Linked DNA regions of Homo sapiens: regions 1 and 2 are each linked to region 3. Evidence: chromatin contacts called from ENCODE Hi-C or POLR2A ChIA-PET data. All regions are on one chromosome and are shown on one strand. The core of a region is the stretch at or near the end of the contact, and the rest is flanking DNA. Distances in the headings are between cores, read along the strand shown. Region 1 overlaps CDC123 (cell division cycle 123). Region 2 overlaps CDC123 (cell division cycle 123). Region 3 holds the start of DHTKD1 (dehydrogenase E1 and transketolase domain containing 1).

Region 1 (3,880 bases), core at 927-3,426, 170 kb before region 3:
TTCAAATACCAGAACCTCCAGTTAAGTGGCACAGGCCTGTCGCAGGATGTTTTCGCAGGATGTTTTCAGCACAACCCATTTAGGTAAGTTCCTCATTTTATACAAGCCCCAGGAGAGGCCCTGCAAATTTCTCACCGCTTGAGTTGTTTCCTCACCTCCATTTGGCACCCACTTCTTCATTCCTGGAACTATGTGAAACAGTATCAGCCGTCAAACAACTTCTTGGTAATGATGTCAACTTTATTTTGGAGAATACTGCTAAGATGTCTTCAATATATGTCATGATACAAAATGGACATTTTCTAACCTCCAAATCTTTTCTACTTGACTTTCTTTTTTTTTTTTTTTGAGATGGAGTCTCGCTCTGTCACTCAGGCTGGAGTGCAGTGGTGCGATCTCTGCTCACTACAACCTCCGCCTCCCGAGTTCAAGTGATTCTCCTGCCTCAGCCTCCCAAGTAGCTGGGACTACAGGCGTCCGCCATCACGCCCAGCTAATTTTTTGTATTTTTAGTAGAGACAGGGTTTCACTGTGTCAGGATGGTCTCGATCTCCTGACCTCGTGATCTGCCTGCCTCAGCCTCCCAAAGTGTTGGGATTACAGGCGTGACCCTCTGTGCCCAGCCTCTACTTGGCTTTTTATAGTCAGTAAAACTAACTCATTTTTTTTTAAACAATCACACTTTTAATATAGGAATATGCCACAATGCAAAAAACCAAACCACATTTTTTCCTTTTTTTTTTTTCACTCTTGTTGCCCAGGCAGGAGTGCAATGGTGAGATCTCGGCTCACTGCAACTTCCCCTTCCTGGGTTCATGCAATTCTCCTGCCTCCACCTCCTAAGTAGCTGGGACTACAGGTATGCACCACCACGCCTGGCTAATTTTCTATTTTTGGTAGAGATGGGGTGTCACCATGTTGGTCAGGCTGGTCTCCAATTCTTAAACTCAGGTGATCTGCCCGCCTAGGCCTCCCAAAGTGCTGAGATTACAGGCGTGAGCCACTGTACCCAGCCCAAAACACATTTTTAAATGAAAACAAACCACCACTGTTAATTGGTAGTGTACTCTGTAGCTCAGAAGCTATCCTCTAGTACAAAAAAAAAGAGTTTAAGTAAATTAAAAAAAACCCAGCTGTAACTTCTATAAACTAGGAGGATCAGGATCAGGATTTTATAACTTTTTTTTTTTGAGACAGAGTCTCGCCCTGTTGCCCAGGCTGGAGTACAGTCGCGCGATCTCAGCTCATTGCAACCTCCTCCTCCTGGGCTCAAGTGGTTCTCCTGCCTCAGCCTCCCAAGTAGCTGGGATTACAGGCGCCTGCCACTGTGCCTGACTAACTTTTGTATTTTTAGTAGAGACGGGGTTTCACCATGTTGGCCAGGCTGGTCTTGAGCTCCTGATCTCAGGTGACCTGCCTGCCTCAGCCTCCTAAAGTGCTGAGATTACAGGTGTGAGCCACCACGCCCGGCCATAACATGTTTTCATGTGACATCTCAAGCACAAACAGCCTGAGAAGTTAATTCTGCTTTGAGGCAATCCAATAAGCAAAGAGCAGTCGGACTAACTGTCCTTGTACCAGCTGACTGTCTCCCTGCCCCGATCAAGCTCTAGGGACCAGACACTGTGTTAGGCACTGGGCATGAAGATCGTAACACAAAATCGACTCCTTCCAAGAGCTCAGGCTTGAGCAGAACACACATCTCCACTTCCCCAAAACAGAACCAAAAGCCATCCAACAATGGCAATGTGCAGGGTATTTTGCTTCAAGAGAGGCAAGAACAGGGAACTGTGAGAGCGGAGAGGCACACAGGAGAGCCTGCCTACATGTGCGAGGGAAGGCTGGAAATGCTTCCCAAAGGACCTGGGCACCTGAGGGATAACAGAGATGCCCTGGGAGGAGGGTGGTGTTGGCAGGAAAAGCGGACCACTTAACAAGAACGACGGCTCTCACGTACAGAGGCCACGCCACGACCGCCTGTTGCGGGAATAGGTTATTTTGGCTGGAGTGTGAGATATGTGAGGGCTCCTGAAATACAGCCAGCTATGTAACTCTCAAGGCTTGCTGTTCCAAACAGGATGAAACACATGCTACGACAAGCCGTTTAAAAGTGTAATTGAGATTATGAGAAAGACCGGGAAATCCCCCGGGGCCAGAAACAAGAACCCGAAGAACAGAACTAAGCCTATCAACTCTAGTGCTGTGGGAACCCGTGGGAGGGTCTCCTAGCAGCCTGGCCACAGGAAGGGAATCAGAACTCAGACACAAACTCCAGAAGGCGACAGTCTCAGGAAAGGGAGTGTGAGGAGACAGTTCTAATGACAGGGCAGGACACAATGACTGTTCTTCTCTGAATGAGTTTTGAGGAACATGGTAGAAGCAAATGAAAAACCCAAAATTTTGGATCTTTGGGATTCTCACAAACAAAAGAACAAACAAAAAGAACAAGCTCACTGAAGATGAACTCAAAGTAAATAAATAAACTGATTTACAAAACAAAAAAGAAACAACCAACCCGGATGAGAGTCTGTAAACGCAACAGGCATTAAAGCCCCAAGAACTCTGGAAATCATCATCAATCTGAAGGACAGTATAAAATAAATATATTGATGCTAGACAAAAAGACTAAGGGGGATCCATATCGCATACCAAACACGCAAAGGAACAAAAGCCAAACATCCAATATTGAAATGGAGAACAAGAAGTTACAAAAGAACTGGACAAAAACCATGGGGAAGTATTTTTTAAAATGATGGCTGAAATTCAAAAGCCAGAAAAGAAACAAATAATCTATGTGATCTCGTTCACAGGAAAAGACTAATGACAAAGGCCTAATCTCTGTAATACATAAACAGTGCCTCTATTTTGAGGAAAATGAGACAATAGAAAAAAGTGAAAAAGACATGAAGCAATGGTTCACAGAAACGACCCTTAAATATATGAAAAGATAAACTTCATCCTCACTTACTAAGAAAAATAGAAGTAGAAATTATACTGAAACATCATTTCTCTACGAAACCCCAAAAACCCTGAAGAGTGTAACCCTATATTGTAAAGGCAAGCTCTGAGGAAGCCTGCAGGTACTGTGATGCATTCCTGGGGGGATCTGGTCAGGTGTAACCTCTACCGAGGGTAAACTGCAACATTAAAATACATTTCACTTTTGAGCCAGCAATCCCGCTTCTAGGAATTCACCCTGTAGATTCACCTGCAGCGTGTGAAATGACACACGTACGGGATTATTCACCATGGCAGACTGCAGAAGACCAGACACAACCTGGTGTTCACTGCTAGGCATGACATGTATGATCATGGCTCACTGCAGCCTCAACCTCCCAGTCTCAAGCGATCCTCCCAACTCAGCTCCCGGGAGTAGCTGGGGCTACAGGCACAAACCACCACACCTGGCTAATTTTTATGTAGAGACGAGGTCTCATTATGTTAAGCCCAGGCTGATCTCAAACTCCTGGGCTCAAGCCATCCTCCCACCTCAGCCTCCCAAAATGCTGAAAATACAGGCGTGAGCCACAACAATGGCCTAAAGCCCCTCTTTCTAGTAACTCTTAACAGACACCATCATCTTTGAAGACAAAGAGGTGAAAATATAGTGATGTCTTTTGACGTAAGAGTTAAATGAACAGTTAACAGTTATTCTGGGACATGATCATATGGGCCATATCTTTTTGTCCAAAGATGATTCGAAGATGTCCAAAGGTGATTCAGATTCAAATGACTGTCTCACTTACAATGAGGCTGATCTAAGCACGGAGAGAGAATGAGAAATATTCTGCTTGTGTGTAGGTGACACGGGAAAACGCATCTGCTAGCTTCTTCACAATGTCAAAGAGCACTCAGCACCAAACAGCATTTAGTGACCTAA
Region 2 (3,962 bases), core at 1,229-3,728, 150 kb before region 3:
ATGAAGCACATGCTATTTAGTCCATATTCCATGTTGGCTGCTATGAATGCTCAGGCCTATAACAAAATCAATAATGCATATCACTTCAAGGGTTTAAGGAAGAAAGTCAAGTAAATTTAAGCAGTACTGTCAAATGTTAAATTATGCTTAACAACAAAAAGCGTCACCACTGCATTTCAGACACTTGGTTATGAACACTGAGATGTCAGGGTCCTCACATTTCAGCCCAGGCCTAAGTACTTCCCAGTGTTTTTCTTACTGATAATAGAAGAGAAGAAAATGAGGTATCAGAAACATCGACATTTTGGCTACAAGATTAAGGTAGTAAAGAAATAGCCTGACCAGCTACTCTCCAAGAAAAGAGAGATCAATTTCCACTCTTCCCGTTTCTGGGGAGTGGCAGCCAAACACTTGAACTTTGGCGGCTGGAGCAGTTACACCCCACGTCTATCAAATCTGAAAGAGAAGGAGGTGAGCTATTCTGAACCACTACAACTTTAAATGGTGAATGTCTCATACATAAGAACAAAAGATGGGAAGGCAAATGCAAAGCAGGCACAAAGCTCAGTGGAACATGCCTAAAAATTACAGAATAATTAAGTCATTTAAAAAATACAACTCTCCCACAGACAGATCAGACACAGGATATAACAGAATTTTGAGAAAACTAACAGTTGCAAACCACTATCCAGTTATCCACACTACATGGAAGAAAAGTACTAAAATATTTGAAAACAGCTACCTCTGGGGAGTAGGAAATGGTGAAGTAAAATAGGTGTCAAGACCTGCTGATTTTCATGGCAAGCTTCCAAATCTATTTGAAATTTTAAATTCTGTACATGTAGAGTATAATTAATTTTTAGAAGTAAAAACAAAAAAGAAAAAATAATAAAAGTAAAAACAAAACTTAGATTAAGTACAAATTATCATTCATTTTAGAATAAAAAAGGCATGAGATAACTTTTGAAATTACAAATAGGTCTCTGATTCCTTAAATAAGCTTTGCTAATACAAAACTGTTTTCTATTGGATTAAAACAACTAACGGATTTTTCCACAGGCCTTAACTTTTATAAAAATCTTGTCAATGCAGTATTAAAATAATAAGACACAATTTAAGAAAAGATCAGTTGACTTCTCCAACCACTCTATTTCTATAGCCTATGACACTATTACTTTTTTTATTTTTATTACTTTTCAACAAAGAAAAATTTCTCTGTTAAACTGAACAGCTGAAGTTTTGAAAAGGGCAGAGTATGAATTTCCTCAGAATTCAAAAACAATCAGCAACACAAGACGTGGAAACTACCTTTTGGCAGAATATACAGTATTTCACAGACCCAGGCAAGTGTATAGCAAAATCCGGAAAGTAAAACAGTAGAGGGAAATTAATAATAAATTCCACAGTATTTTTCCTAGAATTAGGAATATAATTAGACCCTCTGTAGGGATATGAAATGAAATAAACAGCAAAACAAAGAATATTCAAACAGTAAGAGAATTACTTATGTGTTCCTACCCTTGGGGCACTCCAATTAAGCTTAGGAAAGACACTGCCCCCGAGGGAATTGATAGCTTCCTGGACTTTAGTGGCAAACTCAGGAAATTCTGGTGCCTACAGAGAGAGAAGAAATCATTGGGCACGTCAATATCATCACAGTATATATATAAAACAAGATCAAAATCTCAAGGTTATAGTTTAGGGTGTTAAAAACAGAATTTAGAATACAAATTACTATCAGAATTTCTGAACCCAGCTAAATAAAATCAGTGATAAAGTACATTTACCAAAAAGAGAAATAAAATAATCAGCTGCTTAAATGGCATTTTCCAGACAATCAAAGCCTGCAAAGCTGAAATGACACAAGTCACTAGGCTTCTGAGGATGTGAGGAAGGAGTGAATGGTTCTCTGTACACCGACATAAAACCAGCATTCATCAAGAGAAAATAGACAGGTGGAATATCACCTGTAGCAATACTCTAGTTGTCAGAAATAACATCCCTACTTGAAGAGCTAGAAGCCCTTCCACTTGCAGGAAGAGTCTTAGCCATATGGTATTCCCCAAAGCCACGGAGAGAATGAAAAATAAATGATGTGGCAAACTGTATTTAAACACTGCTATTTCCAGACAAGTTTTAAAACAAGCAAAACTCAAAATGTGAACCTTAGTCAAGGTAAAACGTTCTTTCCTGTTTGGATGATTTTTAAAATGCATATTTTATATAAGCTAGTGACCAAAACGTTCTGTGTTTGTTTCGACCCGGAAGTGAATAGAAATACTGCTGTTAAACAGGAACTTAAGCCTGATGTCATTATGTCCTGCCTTGAGCCTAGGTCACTATCACAGGAGCTTATGGACATAAGAAAGAAAAAAAGGTAAGTAAGAGAGGGGGAAGTAGGGCCCTCAAGAGACATAAAAAAACAAAAACATTAACAGATTCTCCACGCAGTCATTAATTTTCATTTATACCCTGTAAAGAGGATTGCTGCCCCCTATCGGGCAACTATAAGTTCTGAAAAAATCCAGTAATCAACTTCTTCCCTAGGAAAAAAAAAAGACAGACTACATCTTGAATTAACTAAACTACACATTCCAAGATGACATCAAATAGTTATGTGGATCCCCAAGATCTAACCCAGCTATGCGAGAGAAAAAACTGTGACAAGAGTCTGAGAAAAGACCAAAGAAATGAGTTTTAAAACATGGTCATATATCCCCCAAAACAAGAAACAGCTTTGAGCAAAAGGCTAGGGAATAAAAACGAGAGCTTAAGGTCCAATTAGGCTGCCTTTCTTTCTGTTACAGATAAATCTGACCTCTAGACTGGTTAATAACTATCTATCTTCCACTAGACGACTTCAGCTTAGATACATGAAATGAGACTAGAGTAATTTAGAGAGGTTTTCAAAATGAACAGCAGCACTGAGTCCTTTATTTTCCATTCATCTCTCCCCATCCAAAGCAATTATGATTTATGTGAGGGCATTTCCTTATAATTGCCTGAAGCGGCTGACTTGGCTCCCCTACCGCTCTAGCCATAAACCCCACTTCTGTGAGATGGGCACTGGCAGTATTTCCTATGAACGGCATTGTTGCACAAACTTTACAACGGGAAAGAATTCAACTTTCAAAGACAAAGCAATTTAATTTTCCTATCCCATAAAGCTTGACATCTAAGGATTACTTTTCATGTATGCCTTTTAAAAGATGTGATCAGTCCCCTCAAATCCTCAAAATTATTCAACTTTAGGATAACCTGCCATAAGAATCCTAAAACAAATTTAAATTATAAAAAGTTTATGCACAGTCTTAAGTGGAAGACTATGTACTGTTTACATACAGCACAACCTTCTAGGTTATCTGTTTTTAGCCAGGTCTGTGAGCTACTTTACAACTTGGCAAATTCTAGGTAAGTGATAGTGACATGAACTAATTCTTACGGACAGGCAATTTCTATCTCATCTGGAAGAGGTCCAATTGTCTTTTCTCCCATACTGCAGGGAGGCAAAACCAGTTTTGCCTCATTTACATACTCATTTCAATATTCCTGATCTAAAAATATATCTTTTCTTTGGATTCTCTTTTGAACCAGTTCTAACAATCTGTCTGGTTCCCTCATGAGTTAAATAACATCTTCAACACGCATTAAAGAGTTTTATATGAGTCATGATTTTACCATTTTCTATAAATTATCTATCAAAATCACGGAACTAACACTGACACAATACAGATCTTATTCAAAATTTGCCAAGTGTCCTAGTAACGTCTTCTACAGAAAAAAAAAAAACTGAAACTTTTTTTCTGGTCCAGGCATCCAGTCTAGCCAGAATCATGGACTAAATCTAGTTGTCAGGTCCCTTTAATCTTCTTCAATCTGTGGCAGTTCCTCTCTCTGTTGTTCTTACCATTTATGACCTTGACGTTTTTGAAAAGTTCAGGGCAACTACTCTATACAATTTC
Region 3 (4,117 bases), core at 1,234-3,733:
GGTGAAAAAGATAAAGGTGGATTGCTCATCTCAGATTACTATACCTCTGTGGCAGAGACTGCTACGATTCCTAACTTCCATTCTGAACCCTCTCTTTGATAGTAATAGAGAGCCCAGTATATGGCCACCCAGAACAAAGAGCCACCTCCCAGCCTTCCCCATAACCTGGTGGCCATGTGACTAAGTTTTGGACAATGGGAACGTAGCAGCAATGTATGCAACTTCTGGGTCATGACCGTAAGGGGAAGGAAAGAAGATATCCCTTCTCTTTGTATATCACAGCACCTGAACTCTTCCAATCTAATACAGAATTTGGTACCAGAGGTGGGTTGCTGCCCTAACAGAGCCTAAAAATATATATGGCATTGGATTAGCAGCCAGGCAATGGGTACCAAGGACACAGGTATTTCCACCTAGAAAGCTGATGGGCAGTGTTATGCTACAGGACAAAACATTTGGTTTTTGTCCTGTAGGACAGGACTGAGGCAGACTACATGCCCTTGAAGCCTGTAGCTCAGGAGCGTATGTTCATTGTATCTTGTCACTTTCAGGAAGGCCCAAGAAGAAAGATGAGGTCAAGTTGGAGCTCCCTAATGAGCAAGTAGACAGGAAGGGGAATTCGGCTCTGCAAAAAGGAGGTTCCCTCTTGGCCAGGCACGGTGGCTCATGCCTGTAATCCCAGCACTTTAGGAGGCCAAGGCCAGTGGATCACTTCAGGTCGGGAGTTCAAGACCAGCCTGGCCAACATGGTGAAACCCCATCTCTACTAAAAATACAAAAATTAGCTGGGCATGGTGGCAGGTGCCTGTAATCCCAGCTACTCGGAACACTGGGGCAGGACAATCGCTTGAACCCAGAAGACAGAGGTTGCAGTGAGCCAAGATCGTGCCACTGCACTCCAGCCTGGGCGACAAAGCCAGACTCCATTTTAGGATTAAAAAAAGAGAGAGAGACAGAGATATGAGGTTTATTTTAAATGCCCTCCGAAGTGAAGAGCAAAATATTGAAGTTCTAGTGTGTGATTGATGGAACATTCCAAGGTCAGGTGCCCAGATGCCGAAGGGGATCTTCAACATTAATCTAATGATCAGATCAAAGATGCCAAATGATTTTCCTCTAATAAGCAATCTGTACTTATCTTCTACTCCGTGAGGATAAATAATGATACAATAATTTTGGAGCGTAAACCAAATACTCAAAATTAGTCTCGCAAATGAGCATGCAACAGAAGTTCCAAAAGCTGATATTCATGACTGTTAATTCATTAAAACCACCAGCACATATCAAGGTGTCAATAGAGTGGCTAAAAGGAAAAGAAAGAAACCCCACCAGCACATAGTTCCAAATTCAGCAGAGTTAAGAGTTAAACTCTGAAATTAAAGTAACAGACTAGCTACAAGGAGACAAATACATAATAAATATCATGCTGTCTTCCAAGACTGGAACTAACTGCCCACTTCTCCCAAGCAATGCAGTCTTGGACCCCCCCACCTGCTCACATAAAAGAAGCCTCAGAGATGGTCCTGGAAATGTATCCTTGGGAGACCTTAAAACTTTACTTCTCCCACAGCTCCGCCTCATTAAAGAGCTGGTTTTCTAGGCTGGGTGCAGTGGCTCAGCCTGTAATCCCAACACATTGGGAGGCCGAGGCTGCAGGATCAGCTTGAGCTCAAGAGTTCAAGACCAGCCTGGGCAACATGGTGGGACCCCATCTCTACTAAAAATGAAAAAAAAAAAAAAAAAAAAAAAAAAGCTGGGCGTGGTCATCCCTCTGTGTCCCCAGCTACTCGGGACGCTGAGGTGGAAGGATAGCCTGAGCCCAGGAGTTCGAGGCTGCAGGGAGCTGTGGTCGCAGCACTGCACTCCAGCCTGGGCCACAGAGCGAGACTCCGTCTCAAAAAAAAAAAAAAAAAAAAAAGGAAACAAAAAGAGAAAGAAAAAAAGAGTTTCTCACACGTTTCCAACAAAGGAAAGAAAAGCCCTTCCGAAACCAGGTCCGGACCAGCAAGATGGGAAGACCACCCAAGCGTGGACCTCAAAGATCCTCAGTTACAGAGGATGGACGGGGGATGACCCCAACACTGAGCACCCACACCTACCCTCTGCTCCCCTCACCTCCCCCTCCTCCCCACCGGCCGCGCGTTCAGGCCGGCAGCCGGTTCCCCGACCCCGACACCCCACCGCAAATCGGCCAGGGGAGGCTTCTGCGTCCCAGCCCCCGCTCCCACCGCCCGGGCCCCATCCCCGACCTGGGGGGCGCTCCAGGGCGCCCTGGGGCTCGCGGCTCTCGGGCTTCCTCGGCCGGTAGCCGTAAACGCCCCGCTCGGTCTGGTAGCCACGCCAGAAGAGAGGGAGAGCCCGGCCGAGGCCCCGTCGTGCTGCTGCCGCAGTAGCAGAGGCCATGTTCACCAGATGTCCCGGCCAGCATGCTAAGGCGGGAGCCCGAGGGGATCCCACCGGCCCTGGTAAATCCGGGACTCGTCAGAGGCGGCCGGAGCCCCGCCCCCAGACAACGCCCCCGCGCCTGATTGGCCGACGGGCCGGACCCTGGAAGCCAATCCGTGGCAGCGGCACTCACAGCGAAGCGACGCCCAGGATTGGGGCGGGCTTCCAGGGCGGTTCCGGCGGCTGAGACCGCCCTGCTCCACCGCAGGGCGGGGCAAGTAAGTGTTCCGCGGGGCGGCACCTGCTCCCAGTACGAAACAGGATGTAGCTGCAGCGCCTGTAGTCTCCCGCCAGGAGTGTTTACCCATCACGCCTCTGCCCAACCGCATAGACACAGTCTAGGGTGTCTGTTACAGAAAGGACAAATTAGCCACAGGGTGGATAGGAAATGGCTAGGACTGAGACCAAGGGACGCAAAAAGCAAAGGTTACTTAGCGCAGCTACAAAATCAATACCCCTAATTTTTTTGTTTTCTTAAGAAACATTAACAGAGGCCGGGCGCGGTGGCTCACGCCTGTAATCCTAACACTTTGGGGGGCCACAGCGGGAGGATCATCTGAGGTCAGGAGTTTGAGACCAACCTGTCCAACATGGCGAAAACCCATCTCTACTAAAAATACAAAAATTAGGTCGGGCGCGGTGGTTCACGCCTGTAATCCCAGCACTTTGGGAGGCCGAGGCGGGCGGATCACCTGAGGTCGGGGGTTCGAGACCAGTCTTACCAACGTGGAGAAACCTCGTCTCTACTAAAAATACAAAATTAGCCAGGCGTAGTGGTGGGTGCCTGTGGTCCCAGCTACTCGGGAGGCTGAGACAGGAAAATCGCTGGAACCCGGGAGGTGGAGGTTGCGGTGAGTTGAGATGGCGCCATTGCACTCCAGCCTGGGCAACAAGAGCGAAACTCCGTCTCAAAAAAAACAGAACAAAAACAAACAAACAAACGAACAAAAAAAAAAAAACAAAACAGGCTGCAGTGGCTCATGCCTGTAATCCCAACACTCTGGGAGGCCCTCTGGGAGGCCAAGGAGGGCGGATCACGAAGTCAGGAGTTCGAGACCATCATGGCTACTATGGTGAAACCCCGTCTCTACTAAAAATACAAAAATTAGCCGAGTGTGGTGGCGGGTGCCTGTAGTCCCAGCTACTCGGGAGGCTGAGGCAGAAGAATCGCTTAAACCCTGGAGGCAGAGGTTGCAGTGAGCCAAGATCGTGCCCACTGCACTCCAGCCTGGGCGACAGAGCGAGACTCTGTCTCACAAACAAACAAAAAACATTAAGAGAGAAAGAAGGAAATAGGGTAAAGGGAGCAGGGAAGAAAGGGATAAGAGTCAAAAGAAACTGGACATGAACGATTAGTTGGTCTGTCTCTGAGTGAGTTTCCCAAATGATTTTTTTTCTGTGGCTTACTTTTAACTTTGCCAGTATGGTAGGAGAGAGAGTCTGCATCCTTACCTGGTTAGTCATCCTTCGTTCCAGTAAGCTGTGCAGCTATACCCCAAACTCCTAGGAATATTATACATACAAGCCCAAGACATCCTCCTTCTTACTCATTCAACCAGTACACTCATAAAGCACTCTGCTGGGTTACAAAGATTAATAAGGCACAGTTTCTGCCCTTAGTTCCCAGTCTAGCTGTAGATAGAACTCAGCACACAGGATGATAGATTATATA

The links. A loop is a pair of places that touch in the nucleus more often than their neighbours do. ChIA-PET counts read pairs that join two places held with the same protein, here RNA polymerase II (POLR2A). Pooled maps may share reads with other maps.
Region 1: a loop to region 3 is called in a pooled map, with 4 times the contacts of the local background. The contact joins the enhancer-like site here to the promoter of DHTKD1 in region 3. A Hi-C loop is called at or near these places in 5 of 50 pooled maps. POLR2A ChIA-PET finds 5 or more read pairs at or near these places in 2 of 52 experiments (WTC11 and activated CD4-positive, alpha-beta T cell).
Region 2: a pooled map shows a loop between it and region 3 (4-fold over the local background). The contact joins the enhancer-like site here to the promoter of DHTKD1 in region 3. A Hi-C loop is called at or near these places in 5 of 50 pooled maps. POLR2A ChIA-PET finds 5 or more read pairs at or near these places in 5 of 52 experiments (Caco-2, OCI-LY7, activated T-cell and 2 more).

Annotation. Positions count from the first base shown.
Region 1 is chr10:12,240,252-12,244,131 of GRCh38, reverse strand. The region is part of intron 10 of CDC123 (cell division cycle 123); the gene reads right to left. Among named protein-coding and RNA genes, the nearest start is that of CDC123, 46 kb to the right of the region's middle. Within about 2 kb of position 2,176, at least 14 of the 41 ENCODE cell types and tissues checked have a DNase peak (open chromatin) inside an H3K27ac peak, as active enhancers do.
Region 2 is chr10:12,213,392-12,217,353 of GRCh38, reverse strand. CDC123 (cell division cycle 123) reads right to left here. Exons shown (of 13, transcript NM_006023.3): 5 at 1,519-1,614. Among named protein-coding and RNA genes, the nearest start is that of CDC123, 19 kb to the right of the region's middle. Within about 2 kb of position 2,478, at least 7 of the 41 ENCODE cell types and tissues checked have a DNase peak (open chromatin) inside an H3K27ac peak, as active enhancers do; they include OCI-LY7, where a contact is called at or near this core.
Region 3 is chr10:12,067,320-12,071,436 of GRCh38, reverse strand. DHTKD1 (dehydrogenase E1 and transketolase domain containing 1) reads right to left here and starts at 2,483. Exons shown (of 17, transcript NM_018706.7): 1 at 2,250-2,483. The coding sequence starts at 2,403. RefSeq lists silencers at 2,148-2,307, 2,408-2,457.